Linked DNA regions of Homo sapiens: region 2 is linked to region 1. Evidence: read pairs that join two places in POLR2A ChIA-PET (ENCODE). Cell type or tissue: MCF 10A. All regions are shown on one strand.

Region 1 (5,000 bases):
TAATCCCTTCCATACAAGCTGACTCAATACTGACATAGGGCTTTAAAAACACTTCATTCTGGCCTTGAATATATGGGAAGAGAACAACTCTTTGTCCCCAGTAAAAATAAGAATGCATATGTAATTTGTTTATATATCCACCTGGCTATCTCCACCCACAATGAGAAATAAGGAGAACAATTAAACCCTTTGTGGATTTCAGGCTCTGTTAACACCATTCTTAACCTTACCAACAGTTACTCTTTACCAATACTTTTAACTGCTTTAGAGACATTTCTGGAAGACAGCCAAAAGAACATACCTGTTCAGCAGAATTGGGAGCCAGGTCCTGATTCCTCTTCAGCAAGGCCTCACTGAAGGAAGTTTCATCAGGTGCTGGCTTGACCCGGGGAAAGGCCATTTCACACTAAACCAGAAGTAAACAACTACATTCTATTTGCCGAAGATAATATACAGGAGAGATTGTTTTTTCTATTACTACGACAGAAAAAGGTTAAAAACAGAAAATTCTACACTTGTTTTTACTGCTTAATTTGTTCAATTAGCTGGGCGTGGTGGCTCACACCTGTAATCCCAGCTACTTGGGAGGCTGAGGTGATAGCTGGGCGTGGTGGCTCACACCTGTAATCCCAGCTACTTGGGAGGCTGAGGTGAGAGAATCCCTTGAACACAGGAAGCGAGGTTGCAGTGAGCCAAGATCGCGCCATTGCAACTCCAGCCTGGGCAACAGAGTGAGACCCTGCCTCAAAAAAAAAAATTTATTCAAAGGCCAGGCACAGTGGGTCACGCACACCTGTAATCCCAGCACCGTGGGAGGCTGAGGTGGGCAGATCACTTGAGGTCAGGAGTTCAAGATCAGCCTGGGCAACATGGTGAAACCCCGTCTCTACTAAACAGACATACAAAAATTAGCTGGGCATGGTGGCAGGTGCCTGTAATCCCAACTACTCAGGAGGCTGAGGCAGGAGAATCGTTTGAACCCTGGAGGCAGAGGTCCTGATTCCTCTGCCTCCCAGGTTCAGTGCAGTGAGCCAAGATTGCACCACTGCACTCCAGCCTGGGTGACAGAGTGAGACTGTCTCAAAAAAAATAAAAAGTTCAAACAAGGATAAAAGCTGGAATAGCCATAATTTAAGCTATCACTATCTTTATAGTAACAGATATACCATAAATACAATTACTTGTTCAGAACAAAGATTATAATCATGTTTAATGCCAACAGTAGCCAAGGAATTATTCTCCCCACCATGCTTACACTGTTTCTGTATGTAAAGCAACACACAGTTGACTCAAAACCCCAAATCTTTTCACAAATCACTTTCCCTCCCTATTTCAACCATCTTTTTTTTTTTGTAGTGGTGCCATCTTGGTTCACTGCAACCTCCGCGTCCCGGGTTCAAGCAATTCTCCTGCTTCAGCCTCCCAAGTAGCTGGGATTAGACACATGCCCAGCCAACTTTTTTATTTTTAGTAGAGACGGGGTTTCACCATATTGGCCAGGCTAGTCTCAAACTCCTGACCTTCAGGTAATCCATCTGCCTCGGCCTCCCAAAGTGCTGAGATTACAGGCGTGAGGCACTGTGTCTGCCCTCTTCAACCACCATCTAACTTCATTAACTGGGAGATACTGGGCTCCATTTCAACAGTGACCAGAAAATGTGTATCATTAACCCAAGGTACTCACCAAATAGAAGTCAAATGGGATATGTGGTACAAAGGGCCTGAACCTAAAACATGAAAAACAGCCAAATTATTCCCTAGGTAGGAATCAAGCGAGATGTAAATAACACGCCAACAATTTTGAAAACATGTCAGTCCTCAGAATGAGTGACAAAGTCTCCGGGGAGGGAAAGAATCATTCTTAGCATAGTGGGGCCAAATTCATTTAACAGGAGTGCAGGAAAAGACCACAGTTGGCTCTCGCAAAACCAAGTGACATTAGTCTACTCTAAAACTCCTATTTAGATGACAAGCAGAAACTAACAACCAAGTGCAGAGATGCTAAAAGCTGGTACTCACCCTCCTCCTGGGCCTCCTCTGGAACCAAAGCGCCCACCACGACCACGGCCTCTGTCACCCCTAGAAATGCAGATTTTATTTTGACCTCATTGAAGGAATACCCACCGGCCATATCATCTTAGGTTGGCTACTTTCATCCCTCGGAACCTCCCAACGGTAGGCAAGAGACCCCACTCACACTTACACTTGTCCCCATTCCAAATGGTGCCCAGTTACACCCCCATAACCTCCTCTAAGTTAATCCAACCCCCATCAAGTAATGATGGGGCTCAGTGAGCCCTACACTTAATAACCCATAATCCTGGGCCACACGAATCCTAATACTTCGGAGGCTAAAGATTGCTCATTTCTTCACTAAGGTACACATTTATCGGGCGTGTCCTAATGTCAAGGCCTTCGCACTGAGGATGAATGCGGCTCGCTCCAGCATTCTCAGCCCGGATGACGGGGGCGGGGGAAAGGTGGGGAGCTCCTCCAGGGGCTTGAGGACACCCCCTCATCGCAACCCTTCAGAGACAAAGGTGTCGAACCCCCCTCCCCACTCCTGGGCCCGAACCCCATCCCGGGCCCAAGTTTCCCCGCCTCTACCGGCCTCCATCTCTCCCACTATCCTAGACCAGGAGTTCTCAGGTTTTTGGCCAGCCCCCGGATACATGGCCCTTTCTGATACTCCGACTTCTTTCGGCCCACGTTCACAAAGTTTTCCGTCGAATACCTGAAACCTTTCGACCGCTTCGACCCACTTACCTCATGGCGCCTTAAAACACGAACAATGGAGGCCGCACCAACCGCCCCTTCCTCTGAGTAGCAGACAACTGAAGAGGCGTCTTGCCGGCGTGTCCCAATAAAACCCGGTGCGATTGGCTCCCGCCTTACCCCATCGCTTATGCCTATTGGCTTACTTTGTCAAACCGGGCTTATGAACCAATAAAAAACGCCTACTGTGTCAGGAACTAGCCAATAAGAACTGGTTCTATAGTAATGACGAATTTTTGATCAGACATTAGGTGGCACTAAAGAAGTCAGGACAACGACTACGTAGTGTTCTATAACAATCATGAGAAATTTTAGTTCTAGATAGCAGAGTGGCGCAGCGGAAGCGTGCTGGGCCCATAACCCAGAGGTCGATGGATCGAAACCATCCTCTGCTATCGGAGTTTTTTCATTGCCCTGTACGGCATACGTAATCTACGTTTCTTTAGTGAAGGAAAATATCTTGCCAATTTTCCTACCTCAAAAATGCAACCAATATCAGCTATTTTTGCCACTAGCAGTTGAAGTTGATGGGGAAAAGGGAGTTTAGGCAACTATGAACACTGCACGTCTACAAACTCGAAGCAGGAGAAACAGGTTTTAGATAGGAGAGGAGTATATTGATTGAATTAGTGTGGAAAACATGGTTTTCCATGTCCATGGAAACAGGTGATCCACCCGCCTCAGCTTCCGAAAGTGCTGGGATTACCGGCGTGAGCCACAGCGCCCAGCTTGGTTACATAAATTCTTTAGTGGTGATTTGTGAGATTTTGGTGCACTCATCACCCGAGCAGTATACACTGAACCCAACTTGTAGACTTTTATCCCTCACCTACCTCCCTTCCATAAGTACTTTTTCGATATTTAATTTACTACAGCAGAACGTAAACATCTTAAGTCTAAACGTATTCTGGCCACGTAACCACCATCCAGATTAAAATAAATATTATTAATTTTTAAAAAACAAGCAAACAAAAAGCGGACCGAGTGCGGTGGCTTGTGGCCACCCAGCACTGTGGGAGGCCGAGACGGGTGGATCACCCGAGGTCAGGAGTTCGAGATCAGCCTGGCCAACATGGTGAAACTCCGTCTCTACTAAAAATACAAAAATTAGCCGGCGTGCTGGCGGGCGCCTGTAATTCCAGTTACTCAGGAGGCTGAGGCAGGAGAATCTCTTGAATCCGGGAGGCGGAGGTTGCAGTGAGCTGAGATGGCGCCACTGCACCCCAGCCTGGGCGATAGAGGGAGACTCCGTTTAAAAAAAAAAAAATCTTACTTGAGGTTTGTTGAGCTTCTTGAATCAATGGCTTCAGGTTTGTCGTCCATTTATTAAATTTATCAGCTATTATCTCTTCAAGTATTAGTTTTACCTATTATTTCCCTCGTTCCTGAACTCCAAATAAAGACGGGTTAGACTTTTCCCCCAGTAATCTCTTTGTCTCTTACCCTCTCTTCTATTATTTCATTTTATTTAGACACAGGGTCTCACTCTGTTGCCCAGGCTGGAGTGCAGTGGTGCACCATCATAGCTCACTGCAGCCTCAACCTCCTGGCCTCAAGAGACTCTCCCATTTCGGCCTCCCTAGTAGTTGGGACTACTCAAAGGCACAGGCCACACCACTCCGAGCTAATTTTATTTTTTTTTTTGAGATGGAGTCTCCCAGGCTGCAGTGCAGTGGCGCTATTTCAGCTCACTGCAACCTCCGCCTCCCCGGTTCAAGCGATTCTCCTGCCTCAGCCTCCCGAGTAGCTGGGACTACAGGCGCCCGCCACCACGCCCAGCTAATTTTTTTTTTTTTGTATTTTTAGTAGAGACGGGGTTTCGCGGTGTTAGCGAGGATGGTCACCATCTCTTGATCTAGTGATCTGCCCGCCTCGGCCTCCCAAAGTGCTGGGATTACAGACGTGAGCCACCATGCCCGGCCCTGCCCAGCTAATTTTTGTATTTTTAGTAGACATGGGGTTTCACCATGTTGGCCAGACTGGTCTCAAACTCCTGACCTCAGGTGATCCTCCTGCCTCTGTCTCCTAAAGTGCTGGGATTACAGGTGTGAGCCACCTCCTTTGGCCCCGGGCTTACTTATTTATTTATTTTTGTAGAGATGGGGTACTTTATATGTTGTCAAGGCTAGTCTTTGTTTTGTTTTTGTTTTTGTTTTTGTTTTTGTTTTTGTTTTTGTTTTTTTTGAGACAGAGTTTCGCTCTTGTTGCCCAGGCTGGAGTGCAAT
Region 2 (5,000 bases), 290 kb after region 1:
AAAATACAAAAATTGGCAGGGTGTGGTGGTGGATGCCTGTAATCCCAGCTACTCAGGAGTCTGAGCCAGGAGAATCACTTGAACCCAGGAGCCAGAGATTGCAGTGAGTCGAGATTGTGCCACTGCACTCCAGCCTGGGCAACAGAGCAAGACTCTTTCTCAAAAACAAAACAAAACAAAAACAAACAAACAAAAACATTTTGGGCCAGATAATTCTTTGTCATGGGAGCTGTCTTGTGCACTGTAGATTGTTTAACAGCATTTCTGATCTCTACTTACCAGATGCCAATAGCAGGCACAATGTTCCCTCCATCCCCCTCCCCATTGTGACAACTAAAAATATCCCCAGACATTACCAAATGTTTCCTGAGGGGCAAAGCCACACTCCTAGTTGAGAGTCACTGATGTAGACATACATGAAAAGGTCACACATTGCCCATCTCCCCAAATACTCATACATAGAGCCACATATCACAGGACATTCAGGCTTATACGCAGTCACACGGAAACACAGGTCACTCAGTCACAGACACACAAAGGGATACATCCAGTGTTACTTCCTCAGTTTTAGAGGAAAAAAGGAAAGAGCCCAGGATGACTTTCCTGCCCCACTATCCAACGGCCTCAGTTTTTCCTATAATAAACCAAGTCCTATGCCGTGGACTTGATCATTCCTCACAGCCCACTTCCTTGGGCCAAAGCCTAAAAAGGTTAGCAACACCAAGACCCAGGGAATCGCTTCCTATCCTTCTCAGGCCTACAGAGACCTCTATCTCCAGCCCTTTAGGAAAGTGGTGAGAGAGTGAAGATGATTCTTGGAGCACTTGCTGGTAGCTAGAACTGAGAACCCATAGAGCAAGTCACACACCTGAGAAAAAGTGTCTTACTGTCTCAACGGGAATGTAGGGGTCACACAGGGAATGGGGAAGGGGGAGGGAACACATAGAAAGAATTATGCCCCATAACCAAAAATCACAATTCATACCACATGCCAAAAGTCTTCCACACAGTCATGGAGTGGCACATGAATCAATCTCCACAAACCAACACTCCCAGAGGTGTGTGATTCCCCTCCCGCAAGTCACATGCCCAGGCCAGTGCTCACCGTCACGTGCAAGGCTGCCAGGGCCTCATCTATGGCAGCCAGGTAGTCAGGCAGCAGGTCCAGGAGACAAGTGGCCAAAAAGACGCCCCCCGCGAAACAGCTTACTAGGCTCAGGGCTTTCTGGCGGGAAGCTGGGTAGGGGTGAAGCACAGAGGGGAATAAGCAAACAAACCCCCTCCAGGGCCGACCACCCCAACCCAAACAATGGCTACCCTTGCCTTTCCCTCCTCCTTTGGTCACTCCCCGCCAGCCCCAGAGCCCTCCCTAAGCCAAGCATTCATAGCAGTGTGGGGAAAAGGAGAGGCTTACCTGAGCCTTCATGGTTAGCTCCTGGCCGGCGCAGCACACAGATGGGCACCAGGCTGCAGAGGAGGGTGAGCACCAGCAGCAGCACCAGGGCCCCCAACTTCACCTCCAGCCCCACAGGCACTGGAGGCTCTGAAGCTACCGCCTCGGGGCGCCACACCAGGAGCTCTGGCTCTCCCCAGGGCCCCATGATGCTTCTGGTAGCTCCAGTGACTCTCAGACCTAGGAAGACAGACCAGAGTGGTTGGGAAAAATCATGCAAAGGAAGATGGGGCAAGGAATGGGGAAGCTTGGTCAGCAGAGTGCAGCTCCCTGGCCCCAGCCACTTTGTGACCTTCCCCTACCCAGGGTGACTCATCTACTCCTGTACCAGGAACATTCCTCTCTTCTCACACTTTCTTTCCCAAGTGACTTATTCAGGGAGACTGCACGGGGGAAACCGAGGCATGAGAAAGGCTGTATGGATATCTCATCACCCTTTCACCTGGTGCCCCCAGAAAACTAGGAAACTAGGAGCCGCCTCCAAATAGGACCTGGAGCTGGAGTTCCCCTAAGGAATGTAGAGGCCGGGTCCCCAACTCCCGAACGGAGTGGGTGAAGCCAAAAAGGCTAGGGCTGTGCAGAGATGTCTTGGGTAGCTTCGTGGGCCACCTGGACAGGGTAAGTTTGGGTGCTGGATCGCTCCATCGTTCCCCTTTTCCCAGCGCAGAGAACAAGCGCTTCAGGCCCCAGGATGGGACCTAGAGGCAGATGGCCAAAGAGAGGGGCCCTAAGAGTCTGCGGTCCCGGGACGGACTGAGGCGACACTGAGGGCGGTGCCTGAAAGTCCGGGCTCCAGGAGGCGGGGTGCGAGGCCGCCAAGCGTCGCGGGAAGCAGATGAAGAATGCGTGAGCTGGGACTCCTGTTCCCGGGCCCGGGGAGGCCTGGGCAGCCGACATGGACCCCGCTGCCAGACAGCCCGCACTCACCTCGCGAGGGTCTCACTACATGGTCTCCGCGCGCTTCCGGCCTAGAGTCGGGAATTCCCGCCCCCTCCCATAGCTCCCCCCTCCCCCACAGGAGCCGCGTACCCACGACCGACTGCCAATGGCAGCACCGAGTGGGCGGGGACAGACCGGGAGTGACGTCAGTTAGGAGCAATCAGAGATCGGGAGCGGGAGCGGGCGGAGCAGGCGACCTGAGGAGAGTGAGCGAGAGCAAGAGCGGATATTAGGAAAAGGACCTCGGGGCTGGGGCCCTGGGGCGCATCTGTGGAGGACTGAGGGGCCGGAGCGGGCCAGTCAACAAAGGCTTTGATTATATGGATATTTTTAAAAGAGGGAGACCCCGCATTGTCAAGTCTTCCGGCCCACATCTGAAAACATCTTCCTGGCCTTGGGCCAAAGTCTCATCTGTCCCTCAGAAGGCTCTGACACCTCGTCAGTGCCTCTTGGCGCCCAAGGGAAAGCATTCCCCTCTTGGGACCAACTTCCTTGACTGCTTTCCCTCACCAGCACCCACAACAAGGAAAAAGACAAGGCAGAATTGGAAAGGGGGGAAAGCAAAGAGAGGGTATGTCTTGAAAATCATCCCTTCTCGACTACTTATGGCACTCAGTGCAGCCTCCGCCTTCTCCAGGTGGGTGGGGACGTGGTGGGACCGGAATGCGGGGTGCTGAAGCCGCGCCCAGGGAAGAGCCCCCAGCGCATTCCAGGATATCTGCGTACCGCGCCTGCGGGCGTCTGGCCGGTTCTCCCACCTGATTTCCAGCCCAGCTCCCGCCACCCTCGCCGGTCGGTTTGCTGTTTGCTGTTCCTTGAATGCCCCAAGGTAGTTGTTTCAGCTCAGGACTTTCACCGTTTCCTCAACCTGGATTCTTGTGGCCCACAACTCTGTGCCTTGAGAATCCTCTTCTAGCCTCAAGGGACGGTAAGACAAAAGAAAATTTAAAAAGGGGGCTCAGCTGTTCTTTTATGCAAAGGTGAAAAAAGCTTCATTGCCTAAAGAAGGGACAGATGGGATCTTGCTTCCTACAGGAAAATTAATTTTAAAAAAGAAAAAAAAAAGGGGGGACAGTGTAATGCTTCTCACAAGGCTCCAGAAACGAAGCCCAGTAATTCCTTAAGTAAAAGAGGAATGTGAAGACTTCTTAAGGGGCCGGGCGCGGTGGTTCACGCCTGTAATCCAAGCACTTTGGAAGGCCGAGGATGAATCACCTGAGGACAGAAGTTCAAGACCAGCCTGGTCAACATGGTGAAACCCCGTCTCTACTAAATATACAAAAATTAGCCGGGCGTGGTGGCGGGGGCCTGTAATCCCAGCTACTCGGGAGGCCGAGGCAGGAGAATCGCTTGAACCCGGGAGCCGGAAATTGCAGTGAGCCGAGATCGCGCCATTGCGCTCCAGCCTGGGCAACAACAGCGAAACTTCGTCTCAAAAAAAAAAATTATTCGTAATTGGTAACATTAACAAGGAATTATGACTGGGGGGGTCAGGAAACCTGGATTCTGGTCCAAGTTCTACCTTTATAGTTGTCAAATATATATATTTGTTTATTTATACACATACATATGTCATATATGATTAATAATTGTATATATTTATGGTGTACAACATGATGTTTTGAAATATATGTACATTGGGCCGGGCGCGGTGGCTCACGCCTGTAATCCCAGCACTTTGGGAAGCCGAGGCGGGCAGATGACGAGGTCAGGAGTTGGAGACCAGCCTGCTCAACATGGTGAAACCCTGTCTCTACTAAAAATACAAAAATTAGCCAGGCGTGGTGGCGCATGCCTATGATCCCAGCTACTCAGGAGGCTGAGGCAGGAGAATCGCTTGAACCGGGGAGGCGGAGGTTGCAGTGAGCCAAGATCACACCTCTGCACTCCAGCCTGGACGACACAGCGAGACTCCGTCTCAAAAAAAAAGAAAAAAGAAAAGAAATATATGTACATTGCAGAATGGGTAAATCAAGCTAATTAACATATGCATTACTTCACATATTTATTTGTGATGAGAACATTTAAAATCTCTTGGCAACTTTATTTCTTTTCTTTTTCCTTCCTTCCTTCCTTTCTTCTTTCCTCCTTTCTTTCTTGACAGAGTCTTGCTGTGTTGCCCAGGCTGGAATGCAGTGGCATGCTCTTGGCTCACTACAACTTCTGCCTCCCAGGTTTCAAGCAATTCTCCCGCCTCGGCCTCCCGAGTAGCTGGGATTACAGGCGCCCGCCACCACGCCCGGCTAATTTTTGTATTTTTAGTAGAGACGGGATTTCACCATGTTGACCAGGCTGGTCTTGAACTCCTGACCTCAGGTGATCCACCCGCTTCAGCCTCCCAAAGTGCTGGGACTGCAGGTGTGAGCCACCACACCCGGCCCAATAGATCTCCTCAATTTTACCTTACCTTGATGTATGATTTTAGGCAAGTCAGTTTTCCTCACCAGAGTTTGATAAATCAGGGGCAAGGAGGAAGTTAAACAAGCAGATGACTGCAGAGGGTCCTTCCAGTTCTAACATCAACGGAAGCTAACTACATTCCCCACTCAAATCATCTCTGCACATACAGCCCGCAGGAAGCCCTTTGAAATGTATTTAACCACCTTTC

The links. ChIA-PET counts read pairs that join two places held together with the same protein. Peaks named below come from ENCODE experiments on the same cell type or tissue, not always from the same donor. Only the 100,000 strongest peaks of a DNase experiment are listed, where the experiment ranks them.
Region 2: POLR2A ChIA-PET joins it to region 1 with 16 read pairs; 12 of 35 experiments call an interaction of 5 or more read pairs at or near these places.

The regions. Positions count from the first base shown.
Region 1 is chr1:153,668,152-153,673,151 of GRCh38, forward strand. It overlaps ILF2 (interleukin enhancer binding factor 2), which reads right to left and starts at 2,842. Exons shown (of 14, transcript NM_004515.4): 1 at 2,767-2,842; 2 at 2,020-2,079; 3 at 1,685-1,727; 4 at 302-406. The coding sequence starts at 2,771. TRX-CAT1-1 (tRNA-iMet (anticodon CAT) 1-1) reads left to right here and starts at 3,099; the gene lies at 3,099-3,170. RefSeq lists a silencer at 2,862-3,241 and enhancers at 3,282-3,421, 3,972-4,051, 4,062-4,111. In MCF 10A, CTCF peaks have their summits at 3,041 (motif pointing right) and 4,007; a DNase peak (open chromatin) is centred at 2,890.
Region 2 is chr1:153,961,115-153,966,114 of GRCh38, forward strand. It overlaps SLC39A1 (solute carrier family 39 member 1), which reads right to left and starts at 2,423. Exons shown (of 4, transcript NM_001271958.2): 1 at 2,381-2,423; 2 at 1,415-1,633; 3 at 1,106-1,236. The coding sequence starts at 1,601. It overlaps MIR6737 (microRNA 6737), which reads right to left and starts at 1,306; the gene lies at 1,237-1,306. RefSeq lists enhancers at 1,707-2,661, 1,990-2,059, 2,011-3,210, 2,100-2,159, 2,310-2,479 and 1 more. In MCF 10A, no CTCF peak of the experiment used is centred here; DNase peaks (open chromatin) are centred at 1,077, 1,767 and 2,527.